Regions from separate parts of the Homo sapiens genome. Here region 2 is linked to region 1. Evidence: read pairs that join two places in POLR2A ChIA-PET (ENCODE). Cell type or tissue: PC-9. All regions are shown on one strand.

What was found. ChIA-PET counts read pairs that join two places held together with the same protein. Peaks named below come from ENCODE experiments on the same cell type or tissue, not always from the same donor. Only the 100,000 strongest peaks of a DNase experiment are listed, where the experiment ranks them.
Region 2: POLR2A ChIA-PET joins it to region 1 with 6 read pairs; 2 of 35 experiments call an interaction of 5 or more read pairs at or near these places.

The regions. Positions count from the first base shown.
Region 1 is chr5:40,595,287-40,603,286 of GRCh38, forward strand. LOC105374737 (a long non-coding RNA gene) reads left to right here and starts at 4,664. Exons shown (of 3, transcript XR_925942.3): 1 at 4,664-4,739. In PC-9, no CTCF peak of the experiment used is centred here; a DNase peak (open chromatin) is centred at 4,595.
Region 2 is chr5:39,573,060-39,581,059 of GRCh38, forward strand. No RefSeq gene overlaps it. Among named protein-coding and RNA genes, the nearest start is that of LINC02104, 57 kb to the left of the region's middle. In PC-9, CTCF peaks have their summits at 6,022 (motif pointing right) and 6,222; no DNase peak of the experiment used is centred here.

The DNA.
Region 1 (8,000 bases):
AGAATCAAATATGAATCTTAATTTTTTCAGTCTGTATAACTGAGGAATTATCTGTTCATATAAAGGGAATGCTTTTTTTTTCCCCCCCAGACAGAGTCTTGCTCTGTCACCCAGGCTGGAGCATGATCTCGGCTCACTAAAACCTCCACTTCCCAGGTTCAAGCAATTCTGGTGCCTCAGCCTCCCAAGTTACTGGGACTACAGGTGCATGCTACCATGCCCGGCTAATTTTTGTATTTTTAGTAGAGATGGGGTTTCACCATTTTGGCCAGGCTGGTCTCGAACTCCTGACCTCAAGTGATCCGCTCACCTCGGCCTCCCAAAGTGCTGGGATTACAGGCATGAGGGACCATGCCCAGCCTAAAGTGAATGCTTTTAAAAAAAAAAATCATTAGCTTCTTAAATTTTGTCCTGGCTTACATCATAAATCCATAATGAAGGAGGTTCACATCAAGTTATTAACCCCTGTCCTGCTGGCAAAAAGATGGCAATGGTCCTTAGAAAGCCTCCATTTTAAAATGTCTCACTTTTTTTTTTTTAAGCTTCACTTTTTTTTTTTTTAATAATTATTATACTTTAAGTTTTCGGGTACATGTGCACAATGTGCAGGTTAGTTACATATGTATACATGTGCCATGCTGGTGTGCTGCACCCATTAACTTGTCAATTAGCATTATTTTATCTTACCACTGAGAGATTCGCTTTAGTTAGCAAGCTCCTCTTTTAAAATGCAAATGAACCCTGGAAGAGTTGTACCATTATTCAAACCAAAGTGTAAATGATAATAACTGGATAACCAGATATACTGATTAAGAAAAGGCACACTGTGAGATTAGCACTTAGTATTCCCATTTTACAAACGAGTAAACTGTGATTCACAGAAGTTAATAACTTGTCCAATGTTACACAGCTAGCAAGTGCTATATCCAATATTTTACCTCTTCTGTCTGATCCCAATGCCTATACTCTTTTCATTTTATTAGTAGATTTCCCTGTAGAATCAAACAATTGGGGAAAGCCATTTTCTATAAAGGACGACACAAGGAGAAGAGTAGAACATTTTCCAAAATTAAACAACTGTCCTGCAGCATTTCTCCAACATTAATTGCCAAGATGATAACTATATGGTTCTCTTAGTGACCTGAAAGAGGTAATGGACAAATTTCAAGTCTTAGTAGCTACAGTAAAAGAGAAAAATCTCACATTTGATGAGAATAGGGGTCACAAACTCAAAAGTCTATAGAGACCAGGCAAATATAGAGATGAGTGAAGTAGGCCAAGTGCAAGCCATAAGTTGGCAATTAGTGCAGGCCCCGTTTTACAGATCTCAGTAAGGAACAGTGAAGAATTGCATAAAAGGGAGAGTGTAGGCCCCAACTGAAATAGGAGCAGTAACTCATCTCCAGCTAGTTTTTGAAGGACTGCAAACCAGTATTGTCAAGTTATTTACTTTTTTTAGCCAGAAATTTAGATTATTGTATAAAATCACTCAAATTTTTAAATGCTGACAACTAATTCAAATTTAAACATCATTCAAGGGCCAGATGCAGTGGCTCACCCCTGTAATCCCAGCACTTTGGGAGGCCAAGGTGGGCAGATTGATTCATCCCAGGAGTTCGAGACCAGCCTGGGAAACATGGCAAAACCCCGTCTCTACCAAAAGTTAGTTGGGCATGATGGTGCATTCCTATAGTTCCAGCTTATTCAGGAGGTTGAGGTGGGAGGATCACTTGAGCTCAGGAGGAAGAGGTTGCAGTGAGCTGAGATCATGCCACACTAATCCAGCCTGGGTGAGAGAATGGGACCCTGTCTCAAAAGAATAATATAAAGTAAAATAAAACATCATGCAGGCCAGGACTGTATAAGTTAAACCAAACACACTTAAAGGGGATTTGGGCCACAGGCTATCAGTTTTTTACCTCTAAAATGTAAAAAATATGATCTTCAAGATAATGTTGGGAGTCATTGTCACAAACTTGCTGAGTTGAAACATTATCAGATATTAGTGCCTTTTTTCTAGAAGTTTGCAATCTACTGGGACAGAACAGCCTACTTAATTCCGTATAAATAGGACTAGTCAAAAACAACATGCTGAATAAATGGTGAATATGAGTGTACTGCCACACATCCACCATCCCAAGATCTATTTGAATGTCACATGATGATATGAGCCACATTTGCCATCCATAAATCAGCATGAATTATCTGCTGGGCTCCATTCTGGATTCTGAGGATAAAGCAGAAAACAGCAAGGTATCTGTCTGCATGGAGTTTACACTCTAATATTGCAGTTATCATCCTATCATGACCATTGATATGAAGAAAAATAATGCAGCACATGGCAATAGGAAAAAGAGAGTCATCCGAGAAGCCTCTCTGAGAAGGGTTCATTTGATGGAGAGTAGGATGTAAAGGAGAACTCAGTCATATCCAGGGTAGAAGCATTGCAGAGGAGAAAAGAGCAAGGACAAAGCTGTGAGGTGGGAAATTGCCTTAATTATTGCAGGCACAGTTAAGGCCATGTAGGGCCGCAGGGAGGCTGGTAGGGGATGAGTTTGGGTGCTAGCCGAGGACCTGTTCATATAGGGCTCTGTAGGGCTTGAGAAGGACTTTGCTTTTATTCTAGTTGGAAGGAGAAGCAATGGCAGGAAACAATCTGACTTACATTTTTAAAGTTTCATTTCTGGATGCTGAGCAGAGAATGTGCTACCAGGGTCACAAGAGTGGAAGCAGGGAGACAAGTCATGAAACTGCTGCAGTGGTCCAGGACAGGGGGAGTGGTGAGGACTCAGTCAGTGATGATGGAGATGGTGAAGAGCAGTCAGTGAAGGTGAAGTCAGCAGGATTTGCTGATGGAGTAAATATGAGGATATGAGATAAAGAAAGGATCAGGAATGTCCCCACAGTGTTTTGCATAACCAGCTGGGTAGACAGTGGTATCACCTTCTGAGTTCTTTCTTGTACAAGGAAAGAACAAGTTTCTTTTTAGGGGAAGAGCAATGTGGAATCAGGAGTGTGTTGGAAATATTAAATGTGGAAGTCTACTAAATTTCTAAGTGGAGATGCTTAGACAGCTGAGTTTCAGTCTGGAATTCTGGGGAATAGTCAGCACTGGAACTAGAGAGAGGGTATCTAAAGTTACGGAAGTGCACGAGGTCTTCTGAGGGAGAGAGAAGAAAGGGAGCAGAGCTATGAGAACAAGCCCTGGAGTGCTCTGGGCAGAAGTCATGAGAAGAAAGGGAGGTCCAGTACTGAGACTGAAGAGGCTCAGAACAGGAGAGATGGAAAATCAGAAATGGGGGTTGTCCAGGAGCCTCGTGAGGAAAGTGTTTCAAGAAGGCAGTGAATTGATGTGGAATACTTTGAAGAGGTCAGGGGAAATGAGAACTAACTGATCGTGACATTTATCCACATGGAGCACAACAGAGACCTCGATAAGAAGCATTTCAGCAATGTGGAGGTGAGAGCAGTCTAACTGGAGTGGGTTCAAGAGAGACTGGGAAGCAAGCAGACTGAGACAGCAGTACAGCCAATTCTCTTGAGGAGTTTATTTTTAAAATATATTCCAGAGGAGAAAGAAAGAAAATTCTCCTCACACACACATAAATTTTCCAACCTGTTAGAATTCTTCCCAATTACAATTCACCACCTAACACCATACTTAAACCTAAACACAAGTCAAAATACAGCAAATCATTGGTAGACTAAATCTCAATAGAAAAAGCCATGCCCAAAAAACATAACTCACCTCCAAAAACTAGCCTCAAATACTGTATCTAACCAAAAAGCCTAATCAAACTGCTTTCTCTCATTTCTCATTCCACTTTCTCTAAGTACACTTCTTGTTACCCAATTTCCTCAAGTAATCTCAATTACAATGAAAATACGAACAAAGATCAATTCTGCATGCCAGAAACCTGCATGTGTTCCTCATACTTTGAGAGAAGACAAGATAGCTATATATGCAGATGACACTTTACTATGGAAGACAGATTGATAGTGTCTTAGTCAGTTTGAGCTGCTATAGCAAACTACCAGAGGCTGAGTAGCTTAAACAACAAACGTATTCCTCCTGGTTCTGGAAGCTGGAAGTCCAAGAATAGTGGCAGCATGGTCAGGTTATGGTGAGGGCCCCCTCTTCCTGATTATGTCCTCACCTGGTGGATCTGCCCTCATGGCTTCATCTGAACCTGATTACCTTTCAAAGCTCCACCTCCAAATACTATCACATTGGGGACTAGGGCTTCAACATATGAATTTGGGGGGACACAAACATTGGGTCCATTAGCCATCAAGAGATAAGCTTCTTAGGGCTCTTTGTTTAGTCTCCTAATCCTTTTTTCCACTTTTACTCTCTTAAAAAATCTCTACACCCAAATTTATTTCTCTTTCTTACCTCACCTCCCCCTCCTCTCTTCTTTTGTTTTGTTTTGTTTTGTTTTGTTTAAGCCCTCTGATTACATGATTGATTACATATCTCCTCATCACCCCCACACCTCTGCAAACCACCAGCAGTAACCTATCAAGCTATTCTAGGTCAAGAGCTAATTGTTCCTCTTCTGCCCTCAACCTGCAGGGAGTCCCAGGAATACCTCCAGGCAAAATTGCTGTCTTTCCTTCCCCAGGACATCTGAACCAGGTCTAGTTGAAGCAAAGTTGGTTGACAACTCATGCCTCTTGTCCTGGCCTGTTCCTCCAGTCTCTACAGCTGTCACTGAAGTTCAATCTCCATTAACAAGGTAACCAGGGGCAGGGACTCCAGGTCTGGAAGCCAAGCTGGGGATGGGAGAAGTTAACCCTTCTCTCAGTTTCCCAAAGCAAAAAGTGTGGGGAGGTCTCTGAATTTTCAACAGCTGTTCTCTCCTCTCCCTGCCTAGCCTACTTAGGTCTATGTCAGTGAAGCAGGCAGCAAAATCACCCATTGTAGGCACGTGCTAGCTCAGGTTCCAAGGGAATCTGAAAGGCTCACCTTGCTCGATGTGTTCAGGCCATTCAGCTACAGTGTTTTAGAGTTACTGACATGTCTCTCAGGCTCAGAACCTTAAGATGATGCTTTTTCTGATGACTGCCTAGATTTTCTGGTATTGATCAGATTAGAACATGTCTGAGAAAATCTGTCCTCTGGGGGCCAGATAGGAAAAGAGAGGGTGAATGAGGAAAAAAAAATCAATTTACAGATACCACAAACAGCCAGGAACATTTCTGGCCAGAGGTGTCCTTTCTGATAGTGCTAAATGGGTTAAAAAGCCATCTCATCAGATCAGTGGAACAAATGAGAAACCACAACTGCGAGTCAATAGGTATTGATTTACCCCTGTTGTGCTTTAATGATGTTTCAAAAGAAAAATGATACCTGAGCAGAGGCACACATCCACAGCAGCCAGCCTTTCTGGGAAAGTCACTCAAGAGTCCCACAAATAAATTGCCTACCATTGAAAGCAGAGGTGTTTCCATTTAAGCTTTATTGAAATAGAAATCTAGAGTCTTTGCAAATGTAACATGTGAGACCAGGAAATTTGTCTTTTCAAGTCATCAAACAGTTAATACCTTAGCTAATTCAGTAACAAGTACACCCACTGAAGCAGAACCTAGAGTTATGAACTAGCCCTAAGACCCATAAATCTTGTACATTGAGAAATAGGGTAGAACCTGCTTTTTTTACACCAAAATACTACGACTTTTTAAAATAGTCCAGGATCATTTAGGATTATTACAGATCTAAGAAAAATACATGTTTCATTGAATCACAGGTGTTAAATACTCCCTATATTCCCAAAGTCTCTCTTATTAAGTGAAGTCTCTCTTAATTGCAGTGTCAATCTATTTATAAGAGAAAAAAAAAATGACTCAGGCCCAAAAAGAACGTAGCATATTTTACAAATAGGAGTTAGATCCCATTCAGAAACTGCAGATGGAAACAGTATCTCTTATGGACATTGGGCTGGTCAACAAGGAAACTGTGGGCCAAAAACCATGGGAAGAAGTAACAGCAATGCCACCAGCCAGTTAGGGAAAAAGGGTGAAATGGCATACCTGTCACTTTCCCTTTTACAGTTTTCCTTCTCCAGCTGAAATTTATTGGCTTCACAATGACCTCAGCTCCTCTTCCATTAAAACATGTTGAGACATGTTGGCACCTCAAAGCATTCCCATAATTTTCAGAAAATGAAAAGACCAAAGCTGTTAAACCTAGCTTGCAAAAATAACAACTGCAAAATGAAGTGGGAAATATGTTTCAACCAGCCAGGGAGCCAAAGTCCAGCACACTGGGCTTCAAAGAGCTCTATTATTATAAACACACACCTGGATGCTAATCCACACCAAAAACATACATTCTGAAAACAACAGAGGAAGCCAGTGAGCAACACCATCACAGATCAGTCAATAAACACCCTCTTCTAGGAAGACAGGGAAGAGGAACTACAGAAAGACAAAGGTGAAAATCAGCCAACTATATATATTTTGACAAACTTTGAGCTTATACAAAGATATGAAAAAGCTAATCTCTAGAGGAAAAGTTAAGCATTCCTGCAAACTAACTGGGCAGTTCATGAGAAATCTACTTCTCATTTCCAATACTGTTGAAACAGTTTTTCCAAGAAGTCTTCTCTCTCACTAATGGGAAGAAGCCTGTAGGGTATCACTTTTGAAATTCTTCCCTCAGGCATCCCCCCTTCCTCAGATCTAGGCACTTTGATTTTTCTTTGACTGCAGTGCACATCTCCATCCCTAGGACCTTCCTAGGCTGTGAACACACTGCATACCTTGCATATTTTCCTACCTTTCCCTTCCATGTAAAATATACTTGTCCTATGTTCCACTTCCCTAGATTCTGTCCTCAACCAAAGTCACAATGAATTAATCATATAAACAAATTAGTTAGCCCGTGCGCTACACCTCTCACCTAGAAAAATATGTCTGTAATCTTGTTTAAATGCTTATTTTCATCAAAAAACATTTGACTGGACTAGGTAACCTTCAAATTGTCTCCCAACGCTAACATTGTAAAATTATATGAGTAACTCCAACCAGAAAAAAAAAAAAAGTAAACCTTGGGCTAAGCTAATTGGTAAGTTGACCTTTTGGGGTCCTTGAAATTAGACAATTTGTGTTGTTGCTACTGGGTGTAAACATGTCACATCTGCTAGTTGACCTTCAATCAAAAATTTATTGGCAATTTTTAGAGGTTATTATTACATTTTCTTGTCTATTCTATGTCCTTCAGTGAATTAAAGATGACTCAAATTCTTTGCTCTTCCTCCCATCAGAAAGTTAGTCTATTTTCTCTCCAACATGGAATCAAGCCAGCCTTATGAATTTATTAATCAATAGAAGGTAGTGAAAGTGACACCTTGCCAGCTCTGGCCTAGGCCTTCATAGGCATGGAAGCTTCTGCTTTCAGCCTCTTTGGAGCCTTAGCCAATACATAAAGTAAAGATATTCCATTACTCTGCTGCAAAGACCTGTAGCAGGAGAGAGAGAAAGATTTCTGTCCAGCCTCCAGTTGTTTCAGACTTAGCTGAGGTGCCAAACATGTGGATAAAGCCATTTTGGATCCCCAGCCCTATAAAACCTCCAGATAAGTGCAGCCACATGAATAAGTCAGACAAGGCCAACAGAAGAATCACCCACCTGAGCTCAGCCCATAGACAGTTGTTATTATCAAGCTACTACCTTTCAGAATGGTTTGTTACTCTGCAATAGATAACTGCAGCACATCCCTAAAAGCTGACCTATTCCTTTCTTTGAATAAAGAAGGTATTAATAACAAATAAAATAATTTTTAAAGTTTCTAATTATCATAGTCATTTCACCCTCCAGCACACACTTACTCTTACAATGGCACATCAGTAAAACTCATTCAATACTTTCTCAGCTGCATGCGTGTCCTTAATATCTGTTGCCATCCACGAAGTCATAAATTGTAAGCTCCTGCTGGCTAGGATCCAGAAACTCCAATAAGTATTTTATAAAGACTTTTCAGAAATAATTTCAGTCAA
Region 2 (8,000 bases), 1.0 Mb before region 1:
ATATTAAAAAATCCCTGTGAGCTGGATGAAGACTTGAGTTTTTAGATGATAAAGACCATGTAAGTGCTGGAGGTGTTTAAAGAAAAAAGAAATACTTCTGGCCACATTCTAGGGTGCTTAACAGACCTGTACGATCAGTAGTACTTCTTATTAAGCTTCCAGACAGAGAAAACAAGTTACAAAGAAAATATTGACAACACTATCGATCTTTTTATCTGCAATACAGTAAAATAGAAGACAATGAAGTGATATTATGGACTTTTGAGTGAAAAGAGCTGTGATTCTAGAATCCTGTTCTCAGGCTTTGTTTATGAATTGGGGTGAAGATGTGACATTCTGAGATCTACAAGGACCTAGTAAGTAAACAACCCATACACATTCTTTGAAAATGTTACTGTAAAACTTCAACAAAAATTAAATCAGCATTTGATTTTACGTTGAGGAAGAATAAAGTATGTCAGGGAGAAAGATAAGTGATAAATCACATATATGTAATTGATGTGTAAAATTATCAGAAACCTATAGGGTACAGTAAGAAAACACTATTCATTCCTCTGCCTCCAAATGAAATCTAAGACAGGTCTAATATTGGTCATTCTCAGATAAAAACAGTATTCTCTAGTCACTTAAAAAAATCAGAATAATTTTATCCATCAGTTAAAATGTCAATATCGTGTAAGAGTCAACCTTCTAAACTCCATTCTAAATTAAAACTTTTTTGCTTCCCCTGCTCGGAATTATCTGACAAAGAATTTAAAGCAGCTATTACAAAAATTATCAAATGAGTAATTGTGGGCACTCTTGAAACAAATATTAAAATAGAAAGTATCAGGCAAGAAATAACATAAAGAAGAACCAAATGAAAATTTTAGAACTGTAAAATATAGTATCTAAAATTTAAGAGAAAACCCAACAGCTCACTGAATAGACTCAAAAGTAGAATAGAGATTATAGAAGAAAGAGCAAACTTGAATATAGAACAATATAAATTATCCGGTCTGAACAGCAGAAAGAAAAATGTTTGAGGAAAGAAAGAACAAAGTCTTAGGGACCTATGATAGTACACAAAAGCTATAATATACATGTAATTGGAGTTATAGAAGAGGAGGGGAATAAACATAGTGCTGAAAAAAAAATTTGAAAAAATAATGGCTGAAAACTTCTCAAATACAATGAAAGACATAAACCTAAAAATTTAAGAAGCTAAGTGAACTGCAAACAAAATAAGTCTGAAGAACTCTAGCCCCAGAGTCATAATAACAAAACTGCTGAAAATTAAAGACAGATAAACTCTTGAAAGCAACCAGGAGGCCGGGCGCGGTGGCTCACGCTTATAATCCCAGCACTTTGGGAGGCTGACGCGGGCGGATCACGAGGTCAGGAGATCGAGACCACCCTGGCTAACATGGTGAAACCCCGTTTCTACTAAAAATACAAAAAAACTAGCTGGGCTTGGTGGCGGGCACCTGTAGTCCCAGCTACTCGGGAGGCTGAGGCAGAAGAATGGCGTGAACCCAGAAGGTGGAGCTTGCACTGAGTCTGGGCAACAGAGCCAGACACAAACACACACACACACACACGCACACACAAAAGCAACCAGGAAAAAACATGGCACATTACCCATAGAGAAACAATGATTCAAATAATTGTGGATTTTTCATCAGAACCTATAGAAGCCAGAAGTAATTAGCACATTTTAAAGGTGCTAAAAGAAAATACCTGTCACACCAGAATTTTATGTTCAGTGAAAATATCCTTCAGTAACAAAGGGAAAGCCAGTGAAACAGAAAATAAGCAAATAATAGAGAAAGGTAATAAACTAAGAATGATTCTTTGAAAAGTCAATAAAATGTAGAAACTTCCAGCTAAATTGGTCAATTAAAAGAGGAGAGGAATAATCAATATTAGTAATGAAAAAATAAACATTACCACATGTTCTACTGACATTAAAAGGATAAGAAAAATGTCTTAAAAGACTTTATGCCAATTAATTCAACAACTTCGATAAAATGAATCATTTTTTTTAAAGAACAGCAACTACCAAAGCACACTGAAGAAGAAACAGATAACTTATTTAGAGAAATTGAATTTATAATCTATCTTTCTTACATAGGAAACTTCCAGATAGCTTCACTCATGAATTCTACCAAATATTTATGGAAGAAAATTATAAAATTCTACATTAACTGTTTTTTTTTTTCTTTTTCTTTTTCTTTTGAGACAGAGTCTCACTCTGTCACCCAGGCTGGAGTGCAGTGGTGCGATCTCGGCTCACTGCAAGCTCTGCCTCCCGGGTTCACGTCATTCTCCTGCCTCAGCCTCCCGAGTAGCTAGGACTACAGGCGCCTGCCACCACGCCCGACTAATTTTTTTGTATTTTTAGTAGAGACGGGGTTTCGCCGTGTTAGCCAGGATGGTCTCGATCTCCTGACTTCGTGATCCACCTGCCTCGGCCTCCCAAAGTGCTGGGATTACAGGCGTGAGCCACCGCGCCCGGCCTACATTAACTCTTAGAAAATTCAGAAGAGGAAATATTTCACAACTCATTTTATCAAGCAACACATTTCTAGAAAGAAAACTCCAGAATAATATCCCTCATAAACAGTCAAAATTGCTTAAGAAAATTTTGGCAAATTGAATCCAGTGAATAATAAAAAGTAATAATGCTTCATTACCAAGTGAGGCTCATGACAATAATACAATGTTGGCTTAACATTTGAAAATGAATCAATGTAACTCCCTAGATTGACTTACACAAAATACCAAACAATATGATTGATATAGAAGAAGCACTTGGCGAAATTCAGCTTACCTTATGATAAAAACTCTCAACAAACTAGGAATAAAATGAAATGTCATCAAATTATTAAAAGGCTATGTATTAAAATCATATAGTATTGAATGACTTAATATTTTCTACCTAACATTGGGAAAAAGGTAAGAATGGCCTTTTCACTATATCCATTGAATGTCATATTAGGGTAGCTAATACTAAATAAAGCAAGAAAAAGAAATGAAAGACATAGATATTGGAAGGAAAGAAAACTGTTTGCAGACAACAAGATCGGGTACATAGAAAACTCTAAGGAATCTACAAAAACTAATATACAACTAATAGGCACATTCAGCAATGTTGCAAGTTACAAAGTCAATATATAAAAATTAGTTGTAGTTTTACATATTTGCAATAAACAATTGAAAATAGAAGTAGAAATACCATTCATTATAGCATCAAAGAACAAGAGATACTACGGAATAAATTTAATAAAAAACATATCAGACATGGGCTGGGCGTGATGGCTCACGCCTGTAATCCCAGCACTTTGGGAGGCCGAGGCGGGTGGATCACGACGTCAGGAGATCGAGACCATCCTGGCTAACACGGCGAAACCCCGTGTCTACTAAATATACAAAAAAATTAGCCGGGCGTGGTGGCAGGCGCCTGTAGTCCCAGCTACTCGGGAGGCTGAGGCAGGAGAATGACGTGAACCCGGGAGGCGGAGCTTGCAGTGAGCCGAGATCGCGCCACTGCACTCCAGCCTGGTGACAGAAAGAGACTCTGTCTCGAAAAAAAAAAAAAAAAGGAAAAAAAATCACACATGGATAACAAAAACTACAAAATATTGCTAAGAGAAACTAAAGAAAGCCTGAACAAATGTATAGAAATATCATGTAATGAATAAGAACATGGAATACTGTTGAGCTTTAAATTTTCCTAAAATTGGTACATAGATTTAATGCAACCTCAATCAAAATTCCAGCAGCATTTTTTATAGAAATTGATATGATAACTCTCAAATTTACATGAACGTAAAATCTTGAAAAAACCCAAAACACAGTTGTAGGACATACAGTGCCTAATCCTAGGACTATAAAACTATAGTAATCTAGACTGTTTAAGAAAAGACTTATAGATCAAAGGGACAAAAATAGAGTTCAGAATTCAAACTTCACATATGTGTTCAATGACTTTTGACATAAATGTAAAAATAATACCATGGGGAAAGGAGAGTTTTTTTCAACAAAAATTGCTGCATCAGTTGTATATTTTTGTGTGAAATTTTTGAATCTCAAGCCTTATCTCACACTATACATCTAAATTAACTCAAGATAAATCGTAGTCCTAAACAGAAAATCCGAAGCTAAAAATATCATATCAGAAAAGATAGACACACAAATATTTGTGATCTTGGATTACAAAAATATTTCTGAGATAGGACACAAAGGAAAAAATAATAAATTTGACTTCATCAAAATTAAAAATTTGCTCTTAAAGAAACAATTAAGAAAATAGAAGGGAAAGCCATTGACTGGAAGAAAACTTTTGCAAAACGCATGTCTGATAAAGGATTTGTACTCAAAAACTCAATAGTAAGAAGATAATTGCAAAATAGGCAAAAGCTGTATCAATGTCAGGGAAGATGTAAGAACAGCAAATACGCAAGTGAAAAAATATTCAACATTATTAGTCATTAGAGTGATTAAAATCACCAGAGTTGAATAGATCAAGTATTTGCAAGAAGATGGGGCCATTGGAGCTCATCTTTGTTGGTGGGAATACAAAATAATACAATCAGTTTGGGAGTTTGTAATGATAAACATTGACTTTACCATCCAACCTAGCAACTCTCTGGCTGTTTATCCTAGCAACCCTTTTTCTAGGTATTTATCCCAGGGAAATGAAAACACGTGTCTGCACAAAGCCTTGTATGCATACTTACAGCAGCTTTATTCCCAGTAGCCAAAACCTAGAAGCAAGTCAAGTATCCATGAAATACTAATCCACAATAAAAACGAATGAACTGCTGCTATACAGAATAACATGGATGGATCTCAAAATTATTATGCTAAGTAACAGAATCCAGACACAGAAGACTACATCATGGTATGGTTTCCTTTACATAAAATTCTAAAATGAAAACCTATAGTGGCTAAAAGTTGATCAGTGGTCTTTAGGAGTTAGAGGTTACTAGGGTTTGGGAGTGGGGACAAGAGACGTATGAAAATGGGCACATAACACGTTAGGGTGATAGAAATATTCTGATTGTGACTATGGTTAACCAACTGTATACAGTTGTCAAACTTATAAAATTGTACCTTTAAAAATGATAAATTTTACTGCATGTAAATTATACATAAAAATCTAATTAATTTAAAAATAGCTAATAAAAAGTCTTTAATAATACTGTTGTAAGCCTATGTGGGACTCACTGCTACCTGTTGTATGAGTTACACAATTTTAACAATCTGCTCAGGTCACTGCTATTAGCTAGTAATTGTTATGTGCTTACTACATAGCAGGTACTGCTTTGAGTGATTTTACAGTTTTTGCTAATTTAATCTTACCAACAACCCTATGAAGGAAATAGTGTTATCTCTCTTTGACAGATAAGGAAAATGATTACAAAAATTTTAATTAACAGCTAGTAAGTGGAAAATGTATATTTTGAAAGAGGCATTAGAGACCAGATTCTTAACCACTATTATATATTGAGAGGTAAACATAGAAAATGTTACCTGTCAATATAATGCACTATGACTAATCTTAGGTGAAGGGTATATGCAAATAAGTTCACAAATTCAGGGAGGGGGAGGCTTGGCTTGGGAAGACCTTATTGGAAAAAGTAATTCTAGTTCTGAGTCTCACGAGATGGTAAGAATTTGAATTGTTAATTAGTGTTAAAAATGTGATGTCACTGAAAGTCACCTGACATTAGATAACACACTTTACTCCCCATCACACCAATTGTTTTATTCTTGGGCTCAATGATATAAATGATGTTAGTAATAAGGGATGAAGCACCATAGTCTCTTATAAGCAAAGGCTGTATCAATTTGTTAATTGTAATTTTGTGTGCTTTAAAATCAAAGATCATTCTTACATGAAGCTCTAAAATCTCTTATTAGATTCAACATTAAAAGCCATATTTAGAAAGAGTTTTTGAAAAATTGAAAGAAAACACTTCACACTTAAAAAAAAAAAAAGACTTAAAATGCAGTTCTCAATAATTCCAGCAGATGGCAATACAATCATTGTTAAAAAGTTAAGTTTTGCCATCAAAGTGGAAAAAAAGGGCAAATGAAAACAACCTATATCCTTTTTTATTTTGTTTTATTTTATTTTATTTCTTTTGATTTTTCTCCTCTGTGGTCAGCCCTTTTTGGTTGCTAAAACAATTCTATACCTAATGTTTTTAAAGCTACATAGCCTGCTAAGGACCTAATTATGACCTCCCTTAAATGCCAAGATAGAGATACTAATCTGTTTTTTTAGTATTTTTAAGTGTTAAGAACACTTAACATGAGTTTTACCCTTTTAACAAATTTTACAGTGTACTACACAGTATTGTTAACTAGAGGGATAATGTCGTAGACATATCTTTATTCTGTAGAGATAGATGGCTTTGAGTAAGGGATGACTTGGTCAAAATTGTTCGTTAGAAAAATAACTCTGACAGGGAAAGGACAAGTGGAAGGATGTAAAAGAGAGGAGTGTTTGTTAGAAAACAGGAAGAAGGCAAGGGGAAGATCCCGAAGAGTGGTAATGGGAAAACTATGGCTTAGATGAGGAAAATAACTGTAGACACAGAAGGGAAAGAACTGAGCAACTAATTGGATGTCAGACATTCAAAAGAACAAATAGCCAAAGATAACTCCAGTATTTTAATCTGGTTTAGGGGAAAGCTAACCAGAGTATAACAGGAGAAAGACTGAGCTTGGACCAAAGGGAGTATTTTCAGGTGCCCTTGTGCATCTACACAGATTTAACTTAGCAGTTGACAATTGGGTCTCCTGTTTAGATTAAGAAGTAAAATTTAAGAGAGACATAAACACAGAGTGGATATTTGTGGCCTTAGGAGTAGATAAGAAAGTCACAGAGAGATAAAGGCCAAAGTCCTAAGAAACGTCTAGATAACGCTTGCATTTAGGAGAAACCAATGATATGGTTAAGTTTAACAGAATTCTCAGGTGGCTGTAGTGTCTTAGGAGGCTGCAGAGAAGGATACGTGGAACAAGAGTAAGGAATATTTCAATAAGTTTGAGAAGATGATTGGAACAGAGGCCATTGGACTTTAAGAAAATTAATGGGGTAGAAAGCAGATTACCATGAGAAAGGAGTGGAGAGATTGTAAGAAAGTCTGAAATCTCTTTTTAAAAGTTTGATAGTCAAGGGAAGAGAAAGGAAGAAATCATTCCCTTCCAGTAGTTTGACTAGACAGCAGGAAAGGGGAAATCTTTTTTTTTTTTGAAACGGAGTCTTGCTCTGTCACCAGGCTGGAGTGCAGTGGCATGATCTCGGCTCATTGCAACCTCTGCCTCCCAGGTTAAAGCAATAACTCCTGCCTCAGCCTCCCCAGTAGCTGGGACTACAGGTGCGCCCCACCATGCCCAGCTAATTTTTGTATTTTTAGCAGAGACAGGGTTTCACTATGTTGGCCAGGAAGGTCTTGATTACTTGACCTTGTGATCCGCCTGCCTCGGCCTCCCAAAGCACTGGGATTACAGGCGTGAGCCACCGCACCCGGCCTGGAACGGGGAAATCTTTATACAACAGAGGGCCATGAGCATGATTGTGTCTGTGTGAAGGAGACATTTGAAATTATACTAAAGTTGTTTTCTTTTTTTTTTCTTAAATAACATGTAGATAATTTAATGAAATGGCATAGCTTCATTTAACAGAAGTTTTGTGGATTTAAGAAAAATTAGACATATAATTTTAAAGCATATTTTGCAACCTTTCTCATTATTCATTATTCATCCTGTGTCTGCTTGGCTCCTCTCTGCTGCTGATGTCTGAAGCTTTGGGACTATAAGAGTTAGTCATGCTAATTACATCTGTTCTCAGCATCCAAGATCTTCTGATATTGTGGCAAGTGATAAGTCTGAGGGGGCTGTTGTAGAGTCAACCAAGCATTAAAAATCATAGAAAGCTCTAAAGCCTATTGCTCTCTTATGATATGTGAGTATGTTTTCTTGTCAAGGCTTATAGAGAGCTTTTC